Regions from separate parts of the Homo sapiens genome. Here region 1 is linked to region 2. A link is an interaction called in ENCODE POLR2A ChIA-PET data of the cell type or tissue named here. Cell type or tissue: K562. All regions are shown on one strand. Each heading gives the region's core, and the rest is flanking DNA. Links, peaks and the distances in the headings are about the cores only.

What was found. ChIA-PET counts read pairs that join two places held together with the same protein. Peaks named below come from ENCODE experiments on the same cell type or tissue, not always from the same donor. Only the 100,000 strongest peaks of a DNase experiment are listed, where the experiment ranks them.
Region 1: POLR2A ChIA-PET joins it to region 2 with 8 read pairs; 1 of 35 experiments calls an interaction of 5 or more read pairs at or near these places.

The regions. Positions count from the first base shown.
Region 1 is chrX:130,414,744-130,422,540 of GRCh38, reverse strand. No RefSeq gene overlaps it. Among named protein-coding and RNA genes, the nearest start is that of RBMX2, 17 kb to the right of the region's middle. In K562, for the core only: no CTCF peak of the experiment used is centred there; DNase peaks (open chromatin) are centred at 3,060 and 4,330.
Region 2 is chrX:130,020,521-130,028,317 of GRCh38, reverse strand. It overlaps BCORL1 (BCL6 corepressor like 1), which reads right to left. Exons shown (of 14, transcript NM_001379451.1): 5 at 7,168-7,333; 6 at 5,341-5,421; 7 at 2,939-3,328. It overlaps LOC124905216 (a long non-coding RNA gene), which reads left to right and starts at 4,220. Exons shown (of 2, transcript XR_007068333.1): 1 at 4,220-4,362; 2 at 5,303-5,420. RefSeq lists enhancers at 2,637-3,136, 4,237-4,286. In K562, for the core only: no CTCF peak of the experiment used is centred there; a DNase peak (open chromatin) is centred at 3,997.

The sequences.
Region 1 (7,797 bases), core at 1,916-6,915, 390 kb before region 2:
GGGACTCCCTTATTAGATAGTGCAGGTCTAGTTAGTACATGGCTTCGTGAGTACAAGCCAATTCAGGTGAGCTTTAGGGGTTCCCTAATAGTTCATTTCCAAGATATATCCCTGAACATCTAGGGTGGTGCAAAGATCTGACTTCTCCGAGGGGCTTTCAAGCCTCCAGGAATCCTCTTGACCCCTTCGAGACACCTGCAGCACTGATATGGCTAGTGGAGAGCTCATGCTTTTCGGTCATACCTGTTGCCCTGCACTTGGCAAAATCCAATTGATGGAGAGAGGATAGGCCTCATCTAGAACACCAAAGTCAAGTAATCACAAAGAGCAAATCAAAACCTGCACCAGCTGGCCAGGCGTGGTGGTTCACGCCTGTAATCCCAGCACTTTGGGAGGCCGAGGCAGGTGGATCACCTGAGGTTAGGAGTTCAAGACCAGACTGGCCAACATGGTCAAATCCCATCTCCACTAAAAATACAAAATTAGCCGGGCGTGGTGGCTCACGCCTGTAATCCCAGCTACTCGGGAGGCTGAGCCAGGAGAATCCCTTGAACCCAGGAGGTGGAGGTTGCAGTGAGCAGAGATCGCGCCGCTGCACTCCAGCCTGGGCAACAAGAGTGAAACTCCATCTCAAAAAAGAAAAAAGAAAGAAAAAGAAAAAATTTAAAAAATAGACTATAGTAAAAATGCACAGACAGCTTCACCTGCCATGAAAGAAAATGTAAATTAGAATAAATTGAAGGTATCACAATATATCTTTCTGAGAAGCAAAAAATAATAAAATGATCAAATCCAGGAATGTACAGAAAGAATTACACTTGAACTCTACAGTGATGGTGGTTTTAAAAATTTGATCTTTCTGAAAAGCAATCTGACAGCAAGTAAGACAAGGTAGGGTTATATCTGCACTTTTGGACCTGGTAACTCTACTTTAGAGAACACAGTCCAAGGAAACCTTAAAGGAAATGAAAAATTTTTAAGGGGGTCAATATTAAAATGTTCATAGCAGTACTATTAATTGTAAAAAAAAGTAAAACAATCCAAGTGGGAGACAGGTGTGGTGTATCAGCAGAAAAGAATACTACATAGCAACTGAAAATCACAAGGACAGTGATAATATGAACACATAGAAATGCATGTATAAGTGAAAACAGCACACAAAGTAAGATGTTCACTCTGATAACAATTACACAGTATACTTTATCATTTAACAATCATATGGTATACTAATGAAAACCTAACAAACTTAGGTATTTAAGTTAATAATCATGAAGGTTTTTTGCTGTTGTGATTAGCTGCTTGTAAATAAATGCCTTCCTCTCAAAGAAATATTATCATCATCACCAATATCATTTCTTAAACAAATCCTAATCCCAGCCTAAAGTGAATGGAATGACATCAAATGCCTCAGGTTCACATGAGGCATGAGAAAAAACCCAGAGGAAAAGAAGTCATTATACGAAAAAGATACTTGCACACGCATATTTATAGCAGCACAATTCGCAATTGCAAAAATATGGAACCAGCCCAAATGCCCATCAATCAACGAGTGGATAAAGAAACTGCGAGAGAGATATATATATACATATGATGGAATACTACTCAGCCATAAAAAGGAACGAATTAATGGCATTTGCAGCAGCCTGGATGGAACTGGAGACTATTATTCTAAGTGAAGTAACTCAGCAATGGAAAACCAAACATCCTAAGTTCTCACTTGTAAGTGGGAGCTAAGCTATGAGGATGCAAAGGCGTAAGAATGATACAATGGACTTGGGGGACTCAGAGGAAAGGGTGGAAGGGGGATGTGGAATAAAAGACTGCAAATTGGGTTCAGTGTGTACTGCTCAGGTGATGGATGCACCAAAATCTCACAAATCACCACTAAAGAACTTACTCATGTAACCAAATACGACCTGTTTCCCAAAAACCTATGGAAATAAAAATTTTTTAAAAAAAGAAAACATTCATTCAGGCTTCTTTGAACAGCTTCTTTAAAGAGGCTAGGTCATCTTCAATCATCCCCAAAGTAATCTTTTAAATTCTAAGCCAACAAAAAGGAACCAAATTTTTGACTGATGTTCATTTTAGAGAGCGAATTGTTTTGAGATTAAATATACATCCCAATGGCTATACATCTGTATGACAAGCATATAGTTTAGAGTAACACAATTCACATGTGTCCTATGGTTTTGCCACTTTATAGCCCCTGACACATAACTTCAGTATTTTGAATGATCCATCTAGGGACCAATGTATCTTTGATGACTTACTATTGATCATCCTTCAGCTATAGAATACCAAATGCTTATCACAAATGTAATTGTTCATTATTTCCTGTTGAAAAATATGACCTGCTCTTATCATCTATTTTGTGCTGTTTCCAGTAACACTTGCAAAACTCAGGGGCCACTTATTGAGTTGAGGAAGAAGTCTAGGTTAAATCATTCATAGTGCAAATAGTCACTCCTCAAATTATATCTTCTAAGTTTACATTTTCAGATAAAAGACACCAGGAAATGCTTGACTTTATTCTTTGGTCATAACAGCACCATGGGGAGCACTTTCCACTTCATTAGAATACCCATTTAGATGATGACCACGTTACTTCTTTCAAAGAGCTTCAAAACATGTTTGCAGAAGGAATGGCCTGTACCAGATAAGGATTATTTCCAACTTAGGATTCATGAGTCCATAAACTACCAAGACAGGTACTTACTAGGTACATGTCTCAATACGTTAGAGGAAGCAGAAAACAAAAACAAAAACAAACAAAAAAAGAGACTGACAGATTCAGGTGTTAATTAGGCCACATCAAAAAAAAATATTGATATGCTAAAAACTAAAAAGCATTCTTCATGAGCACTTCACTCAATGTGGCTGTTTAGGTTTGAGGTCACTAGCAATTTGTCCACTAATGAATTCCAAATGTCCTCTGTGAAGTCAACTCATGAAAGGAACAAGTAAACATTCACAGTTCCCAAAGGTTAATTAAAGTCAATGACTAGTGAGTTGTTTCAGGCTGGGCCTAGAGCAAGATATATCTGTGCCCCTCAGACCTCTGACTGCAGGGAGCGTAGCTGACCACTGAGCTCTGAAATTCAACACTACTGCAGCTGAAATCCAAAGTGGCTGAAACTCACCATGCATCACTGCATTTTCACCAAAACCAAACTTTCTACAGGCATCTCCTGGTGTGGCAGAGACACTAAGTCAGGCCATTTCTATGAAGCAAAGGACTCCCCTAACGCATGACTTTGGGTCAGGGATGCTGTCAAGGAAGAGCCCCCATCTCATAGAGAATGACCAGAAAAAAACCTGCCATTTCTTCATCATAGGTGTAGAACATAGACAGTGAAATTTAATGGGTTCAAACAAGACAGTTTATTACAACACAGCAAGCAACATGAGCATCAGTATGGTTTTTCCAGTTCCCCTGCCCCCAAGTGCCACGGGACAATGCAACAGGCTCAGATGGACGCTACGCATACAGGCAGTTGAATCACAGCTGAGGAACCTAGGATCAAGGGGCTCAGGACTTTTTGGGTAATGAGCAAAGTGGCCAATGCCCCTCCCCTGGGAAGTGAGCAGTTAAATAGTAGTCAGACTGTGGTCACCTTGCCCTACTTGGTTGCCTATGTGACTGTTTTGCTGAAAGTTTTACTTTCATCATTTTGGGTTTGAGGATTCACGAGCAAAAGAAACTGCAATATTACACTCAAATGCAGTTCAAAGTTTAATGATCAACATAACAAAAGAGTATAATAGTTAACTTAGCAAAAGCTAAAGTAGGAGAAAAGGGAAAAGTAAAAGGAAAATACGGGTTTTTTTGTTTGTTTTTTTTTTCAACAAACTGGGGAGAATACCTACACCCAGATCAAGCAGTGCTGGGAAGTCCTGGATACAGACATCTGGAGTCCTAGTTGGAACAGGTCCCCGGCAGTGTGTCCACTCCATGGGTGAGACTTCAGAGAGCAATTGGAGGGTCCCAGCTTATATTACCAGAGCGAACCACAAGGTCTGAAGGACAGCCACGGGGGCTTTACCTTCAGGGAGTTCTGGGGATGGTTAATGGAACATGGTGTCCCTAGGAGCAATAGTCAACAAGGGTGTTGCTCACCCTAGCTAAAATTAACAGCTAACGTGCAAATGTGCAGCTCTGAAAGTTTAATCAATAATGCTTAAGGTTTTACTTTGTGTGTCTCAGGATGTTCTGAAACCTAGAGAACTGGCCAGATTCTCGAGGTTTGAGAAGTTCCACAGCATACTCCCTTTCTTATCTGAAGTTTCTCAGGACTAGTGGGTGTTTGTTCTCCATGTAGGCTCATAGCCCACATGGGGTCATTTGTTGGTCACAGGCCTACCATTGCTTCTGAAGCCTGCAGTGGAGGAATAGATATGGCTGAGCCAAAGAGAAGATGTGATCAAGTTGCCCAAGTCCAGGGAGATGTAACAGTCAATATCTGTTACATAGCAGTCTGAACAAGACTAATACAATTTTAAATTCCTTACAGTGACTATCTGCAGCAATGGTTCCGCATTAGTTTAAGATACTCGCCAAGAACGTGCAGGGGCACTCAGGGCCCGTGGTGAACCGTCCCTCCTGAGAAACACATTTGTTTTGCTGAAACCTCCTTAGAACTGCATCACTTGAATATTGGCTTGATGTATTCATTCCACAAATGGTGTTATGATTCATAAATCGTAACATCATTTTGTACCCCATACGTACAATTATAATTTGTCAATTTACAATGAAACGAAATAAAAACAAATTTGAGAACTGCACCCCGTAGTCTAAGACTTTTCCTACCCACCCTTCCTTCTCTCTGTCCTCCACAGGGGTTAGATGTGCATCTATCTAGGCTCTCTCTGACTCCCTCCCCATTTTCCCTATGGGAGTTTCCCCTGGTAAATCTCTCATACATCTAATCTCATCTTGGCATCTGCCTTTCAGAGAACCCAAACTAACATGAATGGTCCTGGTGGTGGTCCAAGAATACAGGCAATGGCGAGATGGGGTTCTGGGATGGCTTCGCTGCCTGCTTGGTAAAATGGACACTGGCACAGGGTGGTAGTCCAACTGCTAAAGATGTCTGTGGAGATAACCTGGGAAAACTGGGAGAATGGCCTTGCAGGTATCCTGGCTCAGACTTTTGAAAATCTGGGAGGGATAAGGCCTGCAAAGACAGTGGAAATGGCTAGATAACTTAAGAGTATTATTAAATTGTCTTGATGCCCTGCAACAGGTAATGAGAAATGGGTGACAGTTAACAAGCAACTAAACGCTGTTTCATGAGAGCCAAAGGGCTTCCATGGAGCTTACAAAGAGGCCCTGATCTCCTGCAGTGGAGGAATGGATATGGCTAAGCCAAAGAGAAGATGTGATCAAGTTGCCCAAGTCCAGAGAGATGTAACGGTCAATATTTATCACATAGCAGATCCGTTCTGCTGAAGTCAGGGCCACAAGACTTCATGTGGTTGGAAAGACTTGGGATGGGAACATCTGGCAGATGCCTCTGAGGGTGCTGGCTCTGCAAACACACTGGTTCAACTGTCAGTTTGCAGAGGGGCCCACGCTTCCCTACTAAGAGCTAGCACTTCCCCTGTGCCAGAAGATGCTGCAGACGCTGCTCCCCACACTAGGCAACCAGTGCCTCACTCACAGCTGTCCCCAGCCCCTCTCTTTCTCTCTCTGGTTACTAAACTGGTAACTAGGGTTTAATCCCAGCAGAAACTGGCTAAGAAAGTACTGGCCCTAATAAAGGAGGGAACATACACCAAAGAGCTGCAAAAATTAGCTGGCATAGGCTAGCAGAAGTCAAGGAAGTATTGGGTTTGGATTTCACAGGTACTATATCAAGAGAGCCAGAAAAGCAAAACTTCAGACTTGGGAGCCCTTTCTCAGGATATACAATTTAACCTCCTGGCAAGGCCCACAGCGGGTGAGCAGCCTCTAATAAGATGGATCTCAAAGGCCCAGTGAAAGCGATGGCCAATGCTGGGCCAAGTAGAAACACCTAAGCTGCCCTGGCAGATGGCAGAGGAAGGAATGAAGGGAAGTGGGCATGCTGGGGTGGACAGATTACATGAAGTCAAAAGCCCACCAGAAGACAGTATTCCATGGGGGGGCAGGGGAGACCTCATGCACTGAGGTCAGCAGGAAGGCACTGGTGAGAGGGACACCAGCATCATTAAGTTCAGAGGTGGCCACCTCTGCACGCCAAGGCTGACAGTGAGAGACCATCACAGAGCTGTGCTCATCAGTGTCAAAGGGGATGATGGGGCCCCAGAGTAAGAGACACCAGACAGAAGTGCTTAACCTCCAGAAGGCAGGAGGCCACAAATACCAGAGCGAACCACAAGGTCTGAAGGACAGCCATGGGGGCTTTACCTTCAGGGAGTTCTGGAGATGGCTAATGGAACATGGTGTCCCTAGGAGCAAGTCAAAAAGCGTGTTGCTCCCTATCTACAAGCTGAAGAGGAGTGGAGGAGCAGGAGGCTAAGGGAGCTTGCCCCAATAAAAAGTCCTACTTTCTTGCTTAGCTGCCATACTTCAGCCAGTTTTCAGGTCTGGAAAGAGGTGGCTGGATCCCTGGGAAGGACAATGGTTAGTATGTAATGATTTGCCCAGTACTTCCCCAAAGGGACCTACAGCCACTTACTTGGGTATATGTACACTGGGGAGAGAATACTCAAACATTTGGCGGAACACTGGACCCAAGATCTAAGTTGACTGATACCTAGAGACAGGAAGCATCATCACGGCCCTGGTTAGACTGGGGGCTTATGGAGGCCAAGTGATAACTGAAATTCTGGCCAAAACAGGATTCACGGTGGGCCTGCTGCTGACCCAGCCAGTGGTCATTTCCTAGCCCTAAGTGTGTAACTGGAATTGACCTGGCAGTAGGAGTAATGAATGCCCCCAGGGCTCCTTGGTCTATTGGAGTGAGAGCTGTCATAGTGAGGAAGGCCATGTGGAAAAGGCTCCTTAGTCTGTTGGAGTGAGAGCTGTCATAGTGAGGAAGGCCATGTGGAAACCTCTGAAGCTGCTCCCCCGAACCCCTCCACAGACAAGATAGTAAACTGTGATGGTTACTGTTGTGTGTCAACTCAGCATAGGTTATAGTACGCAGTTGCTCAATCAAACGCTACTCGGTGTTGCTGTGAAGGTACAGTAATCCCCCCTTATCTGTGGTTTCAGTTACCTGTGGTTAACCGTTGTCGGAAAATATCACATACGTGAGATATTTTGAGAAACACCACATTCACATGACTTTTATTACAGTATATTGTTATAACTGTTGTTTTACTGTTATTGTTGTTACTGTACCTCATTTATAATTTAAACTTTATCATATATATGTACAGAAAAAACATAGTATATGTAGGGTTCAGCATTAGCCAGTTTCAGGCATCCACTGGGGGTCTTGGAACATATCCCGTTGATAACGGGGGAGTAGTGGATTTTGTAGATTTGGTTAACATCTACGATCAGTTAAGTAATGATTACCATTGATACTGTGGGTGGGCCTCAACCAATCAGTTGAAAGCCTCAAGAGGAAAACAGATTTCCCTGAAGAAATCCCACCAGTGTCAGCTCTTGTTTCATGAATTTTAGGCTTGCCTAACCAGCCCTCATAATTGTGTGATCCAATTCCTTGCCACATATAAAAGCAAGCAGACGAAATGACTTAACCCGGTTCACAGGCCTTTGTCACTGGCTACCACAGCAATGGCATAATGGGCACATGAGCACAGCAGCCACGATGGCTGAGATGGAGGCCAAGAGGCAAT
Region 2 (7,797 bases), core at 973-5,972:
AATCAGAATTTCTTTTTGCTTTTTTCCCATTCCCTTTGTCTGTTTCTCCAGTCCCGTATGAAAGCAAATCTGGTGGTCCTGCTGACATTAAGTATCAAGTACATGGGGAACAGGGAGGAAAAGGTAGAAGGCTGCCTTCATGGCCTCAGCTCTACTCACCTGACTGCCCCATTTGTCACTCTCCGAGGACACAAAGATCAAAGCTACAGGAACTCCCTGAAACTAGAAGGCATCATGAGCCTACCTAGCTGGCAGTCAAGGGCAGAAACCTGCTGCCTTTTCTGGGTGAAAATCAAGTCACTGGTGTCACTAGAACACACCAGCAACATCTCTAATTTAGCCACAGCTTGCTGAACAAAGCACATTCTAATTTCAAAAAGGCCTGCCGGGAACTCCATTATCAAGAGCTTCATCCCACAGGGTCTGTCCTAACCCCGTGTGTAGGGGCGACTGTGTGTTTAACCTCATCTCTCAAGATTAGTGCTGCTTGGCTTGGCCATCAATTGTGTGATTGGCTGGGCTCAAGTCCTAATTGCTCTGAGCCTCAGTTGCCATATCTGTAAAATGGGGAGAATATAATCTACATCACAAGAGTGGTATGAGAATTAAATAAGATAATACATGCAAAACCCCTTTCAAAAAGTGTTATAACAAGTAAGACATCATTATTGTGTTATTTAAGCACAAGCTCTTGAGGTGGAGCCATGCCCGTGTGTTTTCCTCCCCAAAGGAATGAACACCATGCCTAGCAATTAGTGAAATGAAGGGACTGAGATTGAAGAGTTCTCAACTCGCCTCTCTCAACCCTGACACGGGCTCTCACATGTGACATTGACAAAGGCAGATCCAGATGTGGAAGCCATCATTTCAGCACAAGGAGTTGGCTGCAGCTTATGCACAGTTCCTGGAAGGCCAGCTGTCATGCCATCCCTTTCTCCCAGCTAGCCTCAGCCCGCTAGTGGGGCCCCATAGCCTGTCCAGGAATTGCTGTACTACATGGTCTCTAATAGCACTTCCAGTCAGAATGTTCTAAACTCCAGCTTTTGATGCGACACATTTGGGCTGAGGCAAAAGAGGAAGGAACAGAACCATGCCTTGTGAGGACCCCAGGAAACATGAAGAAGTCATATTACAGTGTTCAATGCTACAGGCAAAGAAACAGCCCCCCACCTTGTTTACCCAGGGCAGGGCAGGCTCGGGTGTTTATTCAATTGCAGAGAAGTGAAGGCTTTATAGTAGCCCACAAAGGACTAGAGAGCGGAGGTGGCAGGTGTGTGAGTGGAAGTGGCTCTGCCTACCTGCTCCGCAGGTCAAGAAGGGAGATAACCAAAACCAGGATGAAAAGAAAAGTCAGGAGGCTCAGACAGAAGCAGGGTAACCTGCCTCATTTGGCCTTTGCCAAATTCCTGCACGAAGATGCCATCATCAGATCTGGAGGAAAGTAACCAGACCATGTGCCAAATCCAGCTGCCTCAATGCAAAACCCTTAGACACATCCACAGAGGAAGAATGACCTACTTTCCAACAACTGGAGCTGCCCCCAAATCAAGTAGGATGCCTTGATTGGTGGTGTTCTCTGCGTTACTGGAGGTGTGTTCATGAAAAGGCTGGCTGGCTACCTGTCAAGAATGCTGTGGAGATCTCTATCTTTGCATTGGGTGGCAAACTGGACCAGGCAACCTCGAAGGTCCTTCTGGTTCCAAGCGCCAATATGTTCCACAGGAAGCTTCCATGCTAGGAAACCAGGTGCCATTAGAGAAGATTAGGTGATACACAAAAGCTCCTCTTCATCCTAACACAAGTGGCTGAGGCCAACAGCTTGACAACTCATTCCTGACCAATCTATTATTGCTCTAGCAGAAGAAAGAGAATTGTTCCCACTCTGTCACATAGTTGATGAAAATTAGCTCAATTACTCTCTTGAGCGTAGAGATGGGTATCATATACACCTCCACTTAAACAGAGCCGGAAATGAGGTTAAGCCGTCTTTGCATTATAGCAAACCTGGACTCTACTACCCACTCAATATGAGGTTATTCAGTTTTAGCTAATAAGGAGACAGCGGATGTTTACCGGCAGCTCAGGATGAATACATCATAGGAGGCAATCAATTGCTGCTTCCAGGGTAGAGGTCAGAGAATGAGAGTGAGAGACAGAGGTGTTCTTATAAAACCCAAAGATGTGCTTTTTGCTCATTTAGAAATCCACTATAGGAATGGGCCTGAACAGTACTCAGTGGAACATACTGATATTAGCATCTTGTGACAGTCTGTGCCTCCGGAATGGTATATCACAGCATTTGATGTGGTCAGAGAAAGCCTGGTTTTCTCTTTGGGCTGCCTGCCTTCTCAACTCAGGTCCAACAAAAATGATGCTACTTTGGGTCACCTCAAAGCTTCACTCCGCCTCTGAATAATCACTGTGGCTTTAACGGATAAAGCAATGCTGTGCCCGTTTCTACTTGAAGTTCTTCTGTTGGTTTGAAGAACCCACTGTACTTCTTTTTAGCTTAGAGGCTGCAAGTATCCCAGGAAAGGCAGCCGATGCCCTCTGTCTTCTTGAACCCAAGATTCTAGGAGAGAGAACCCGTCCTCCCAAAAGACTCGACTCCCTCAAGCCAACCAGAGAACTCCCTGGTATCCAGTTGTCCCATGCCAAGGATGTCACCGTGGCCTTGCCCACAGGTTCAGACTTCTATAAGAAACCGGAGGGCTTGGGCCTTCATGTCCTCCGCTCACCTGCAGGCCAATCCGAACTCATTCAATGTCAACCCAAAGCCAAAGGCTCGGAGCTGGAGTTGAGTGACCCCCTCTGGCAGCTGGAGATCATAGCACCGGGTTTCTCTGGGTCCCGAAGCCTTTGGCTGGCGTAGAGATGCCCGAGGGTTCCCAGAAGCCAAACGGGCCGCGGCGACAGCAGAGCCCCTGGCCAGCCTTACCTGCTCTCCCTTTCCGCCGCTGCTCGTCTTCTTGCTCTGTCAGGTACTCCCCAGTCTGATATTTTCGGCTCTTCTGCCGTCTTCGTTTCTTCCTCTTCAGCAGGCCCTCCTCCTCTTCTTCCTCCTCCTCCTCATTGGTGTCCCACATTTGCCGGGCAGCCTCTGTCCTCCAGGGCATTTCTCGGGCTCGCCACAGGTGCCTTCGGCCCTGGCTCAGCAGAGACTTGTCCTGGGCATGGTGGCTGCGATACTGGGTGTCCCGTTGGGTCTTTCTCACCTTTCGACGCTTAGCTGGGGTGGGGGTTACCTCCTCTTCTTCTTCTGTGGGGAAGACTTCCTGGCTTCCCATGTCACTGTCTGCCATGCCAGCAAAGGAGCTACAGATGCTTCCTGTGGATGGGATGTACAGAGGATGGTCAGGTACTTCTTCAAAGGACAAAGCATGGTGTCGAAGTGAATGCCCTGGACTAGGAGTTTGAAGGTCTGGGTTCAAGTTCAGGCTCTGCCAGTTATTAGCTGTACCGTTCGGGAAAGTTCCTTCAGTGCAGTCTCCTCATCTATAAAATGGGGATACTGTTCTCCCCTTACTGACCTCACAGGGCTGTTTTGAGGCTCAAATAAGATTTTTCACGCATATGTGCTTTACAGAGTCCAATATACCAGACAACATCAAGTATTAAAAACACACACCCTTACTCATCCACGTTACAGTGTCACCTGAATCCACACCCAAAACTCTTGCTTAGCTCTTATAAAGTGCCAAGTATTTTGTGAAGGGCAGGAGAGGGCCACGGGTCCCTGGGAAATCAGGGGCTAGGAGAGGGCAATTGGGGTCTCAGACAGGGCAAGGGAGGATATACTCCTTTTGTGGCACCACCAATCTTGGGGACAGAGCCACCCCGGCCAAGCAGAATCATCACAAGAGAAGAGTCTCAAGAAAAGCGAAGCAAGAAGGAGTCCCTTTCCTGTGATCTGTGACAGAGCCTGGTTGGGTCACGCCCAAATGCACCCAGGCACGCCCACTTCCCTTAAATTGACCCCACCTCCTCCCGACTTGCCAAGAGTTCAGGGGTGGAGCTTCCTCCCAGGCACCTCCCTCCACCCGGTTGTAGCTGTTCCTCACCGCTGGGCAAGCGCTTCCCCCTCCTCCCCCACCACCCCAGGATGGATTGGTACCTTTCCTGCCTTCCTCAGCCACCTTGCCAAGAGGCCATTTTCTCTCTCCACTCTTTCCTTCAACTCTGCTAACAACGAAAGTACATCCTAAATTGGCCTGGTTTCACACTACAGGAGATTTGACACCTTCCTCCTCGGAAGCAGCTGTGAGACACCACCATCTTTCTCCCAAGGCCCAGCTATTAACTCAACAGTCCCCAGACCCAAGCGAAGTCAGCAGAAGAAAGAAATGGTTCGAGGCAAATAGAGTAAGTAGCCCTTGACCAAAGCTTCAAGTTAGTCACACTGCTAAAAGACAGCAAATAACAGCACATTTTCCATTATATAGACTAGGCAAAACAAAGTGTTCTGGTTAATCTAATATTCTGGTTAATACAGAATCATCATAGAGATCACAAAGGGATCACCAATTTCCAAAGAATCAAATACAGTACAATGTGTTTAACACTAAAATGGGACTGGCTGTAATGTAATTGCTCTTTGATAATTCAGAGGACACTTCAGGATTTTGTAAGGCCTCCAGGCCATCATTATGAGCCCCAATTACCACCTCGCTTGCCATGTGCTAAGGTGCCGGTTACTAGAATGTCAGATAACTGAGTTTACACTATACCTTGCTTCCCCATTCTATCCAATTTGCATGGAAATTGGGTGAACTGGGACAACTATCTCCAGCCCTGGATACCAGTGTGGAGGCTAGCAGAAGGTAGTGGTGGCTAGAAAGGGCTAGCTTTTTTTAGTCCCTAGAGGTTGACCAACACAAATTCAGGGAGCCAAATGTGATTCTGCCAGCCCTGACGATTCAATGACTTTTCCAACTTTGAGGCTGCCTGTCACATAGGGCAATAAGACCAAGGTAGAAAGTTAAATGTCTGTGCCTGAGATTAGCCCCAGTAATGACGAGGTGCCAAAGCTTGGAGTTGAACCAGCTTTCCCGAGTGGCACAGGCCTTACCTCTTTCCACCATCAGCTCCCAACAAGAGATGTCAAATCCCTGCTCTGAAAAGTTGAACAAATAATCCTCAAACAGTGGGCAATATTTGAGGACTATTTGTCCCCTGCCCCCACCCAGGGCTCTCTTATCTCTGCAAGGAGCTGGGCATTGTGGCACAGTGAATCAAATTCCCAACTCGACACCTGGGCCCATGGTAAAACTGCTCAACCAGATTTCGATCTCTCTTTTCATAGAAGATGCTGAGAGGGGCCATCACCTTAGTCTCACTCACCAGACTGACTGCGCGTGCGGGTGCTCAGAACCACAGGAATAAAGTCACGGAAACTGCTCTTTGCTTTCTTTTCCAAGGAACCTGGAGTGATGTGTGGTTTGGGGACAGAAGGCAGAAATGTTACAATCAAAGCTTAAAGACCAGAAAGCCCACCTGTGAGGCTCGGGGGAAAGATTGAGAAAGAGTTTGTGTTTACCCTGTGGTTAATCTGGGTTACATTTATTCACTCCCCTTACGTGGCCATCACATATGTGTCTCTTGTAGACAATGAGTGTTTCCAGGTGGTTTTTAAAAACTGAGAGTTTGGTCGCTTTTGCTGATACCAGAAAAGGCAGTGCACAGTATCAATGTGATGGTGTGCCAGAAAGTAGGAAAGTAGGAGGCCCCACTGCCCATAGGACTCTGAGGCTGCTGCACCTCAACAAAGTTCTGCTGGGCATGGTGGCTCACGCCTGTAATCCCAGCACTTTGGGAGGCCGAGGTGGGTGGATCACCTGAGGTCAGGAGATCGAGCCCAGCATGGCCAACATGGTGAAACCCCGACTCTACTAAAAATACAAAAATTCGCCGGGCGTGGTGGCACTCACCTGTAGTCCCAGATACTTGGGAGGCTGAGGAAGGAGAATCACTTGAACCTGGGATGCAGAGTTTGCAGTGAGCCAAGATTGTGCCACTGCACTCCAGCCTGGGTGACAGAGTGAGACTCCATCTCAAAAAAAAAAAAAAAAAAAAAAAAAAAAAGAAAGAAAGAAAGAAAATAAACAAAGTTCTAACTGAGCTGGAGCAGGTCCCAGAGGAGGGCAACCTCAGTGAATCTTGGAGGATTGAGTGAGGTGGGAAGATAGGAACAAGGAGCCAGTGAACAGAGAAAAAACGGCTAAGAACAGATGAGGCCGGACGCAGTGGCTGACGCCTGTAATCCCAACACTTTGGGAGGCTGAGGCAGGGAGATGGCTTGAGCCCAGGAGTTCAAGACCAGCCTGGGAAACATGGTGAAACCCCATCTCTTCAAAACTACAAACATTAGCCAGGTGTAATGGCACATGCCTGTGGTCCCAGCTACTCGGGAGGCTGAGGTAGGAGGATCACTTGAGCTCAGGAGGTTGAGGCTGCAGTGAACCGATATTGTGCCACTGAACTCCCTCTAGCCTGGGAAGCAAAGTGAGACTCTGTCTCAAAAAAAAAAAGAACAGACCAGAAGAGGCAGGTCATAGTCACGTCAGGTGGGCAAGACCATGAACCTGGACTCCTATGCTCAGGAATGCTGGGGATTCTCTCCCTGATAAGGGTGCCCAGAAACTATTAGTGGCAAAACGGACAGGTTAGGGACACATACCAGCCCCGTCATCCCAGATATCCTGTGTGTCCCTAAATGATAATAAACGTTTAAGATTTCTCTAAACTCTCCTAGCTAACTAGCTATTTATTTTTGTCCTTTCAGAATAGCAGTTTTCCAGTATACCCAAAGAAGACAGCGTAATGAACCCCCATTCCGTGGTTTTTGTCTAAATTCTCCTTAAACTTGTTTCTTTGAGCCTAGACCCATCGCGGGGAAATGGGTCGGCTACTGTGTTGTGGGCCTGGTGTTTGTGTCGGAAAACCACTTCCTTCAGCCTTATTCTAGCACCCAGGAGGAGCAGAAGGGGCCCCCGATCCTTGCTCGCTCACCTTAGACTTCAGAGGGGTCAATCATATCTTCTTTCCACAGTGAAGAAGTCTCACTTTTCCAGAGTGAAGGAGTCAGCGCCTGAGCCCCTCTGCCCTCACCACTGTGCCCTGGGGATCCCTCTGCAGCCCAGCCCAGAGGGCCAGGGCCGCGGGGCCTACCTTCCTCGTGGCTGTCGGCTCGTTTTCCTGGAGACTGGGACTCCGGCTTTGTCGGCTTCCGGTGCTTGTGCTTTCCCCTGACTCCATTGTGCTCTTTTCCTGAATCTGAAGCCCCCCTGGGGCTTTTCTTGGTGGATTCCTGGGGGTCACTGGGCAGCTTCCGGCACTGTGGAGAGGTAGAGGGTCAGGTCTGAGGTCAGTTTTGCTTCTTAAGAAAGCTCTCCAGGGGTTGAGCCATGTGTCCCGTTTCTGACCTAGAGGCATGAGCTGCCCAGAGTGGGGGACCAGGGGCAAGGGGCCGTGCACTGCCTTCCAGAGTGGGTGACAGGGGCTCTTTTGGACTGAGTCCAGGGCCCCAGCTAATCCCCATAGGCGTCCACATCCCATCACTTTAAAGAGGTCTACAGAGTCTGCGTTCAAAAGCCAGTGAATAAACACCCAAAGTCATTTTAAAAGGTGCAAAGTCAGGCCCCATACTCTCTGTACCCAAACACCAATGGAGAGACCGGCATTAAACAAAATGCCTCTTCTGCAAGTTGGGAGACTACATTGTTCAAATAACTTCACTGTGAATGGTATTGCACCAACAACTGAAAATAATTCTCAGTACAGGCCAACTCAAGAAAAATT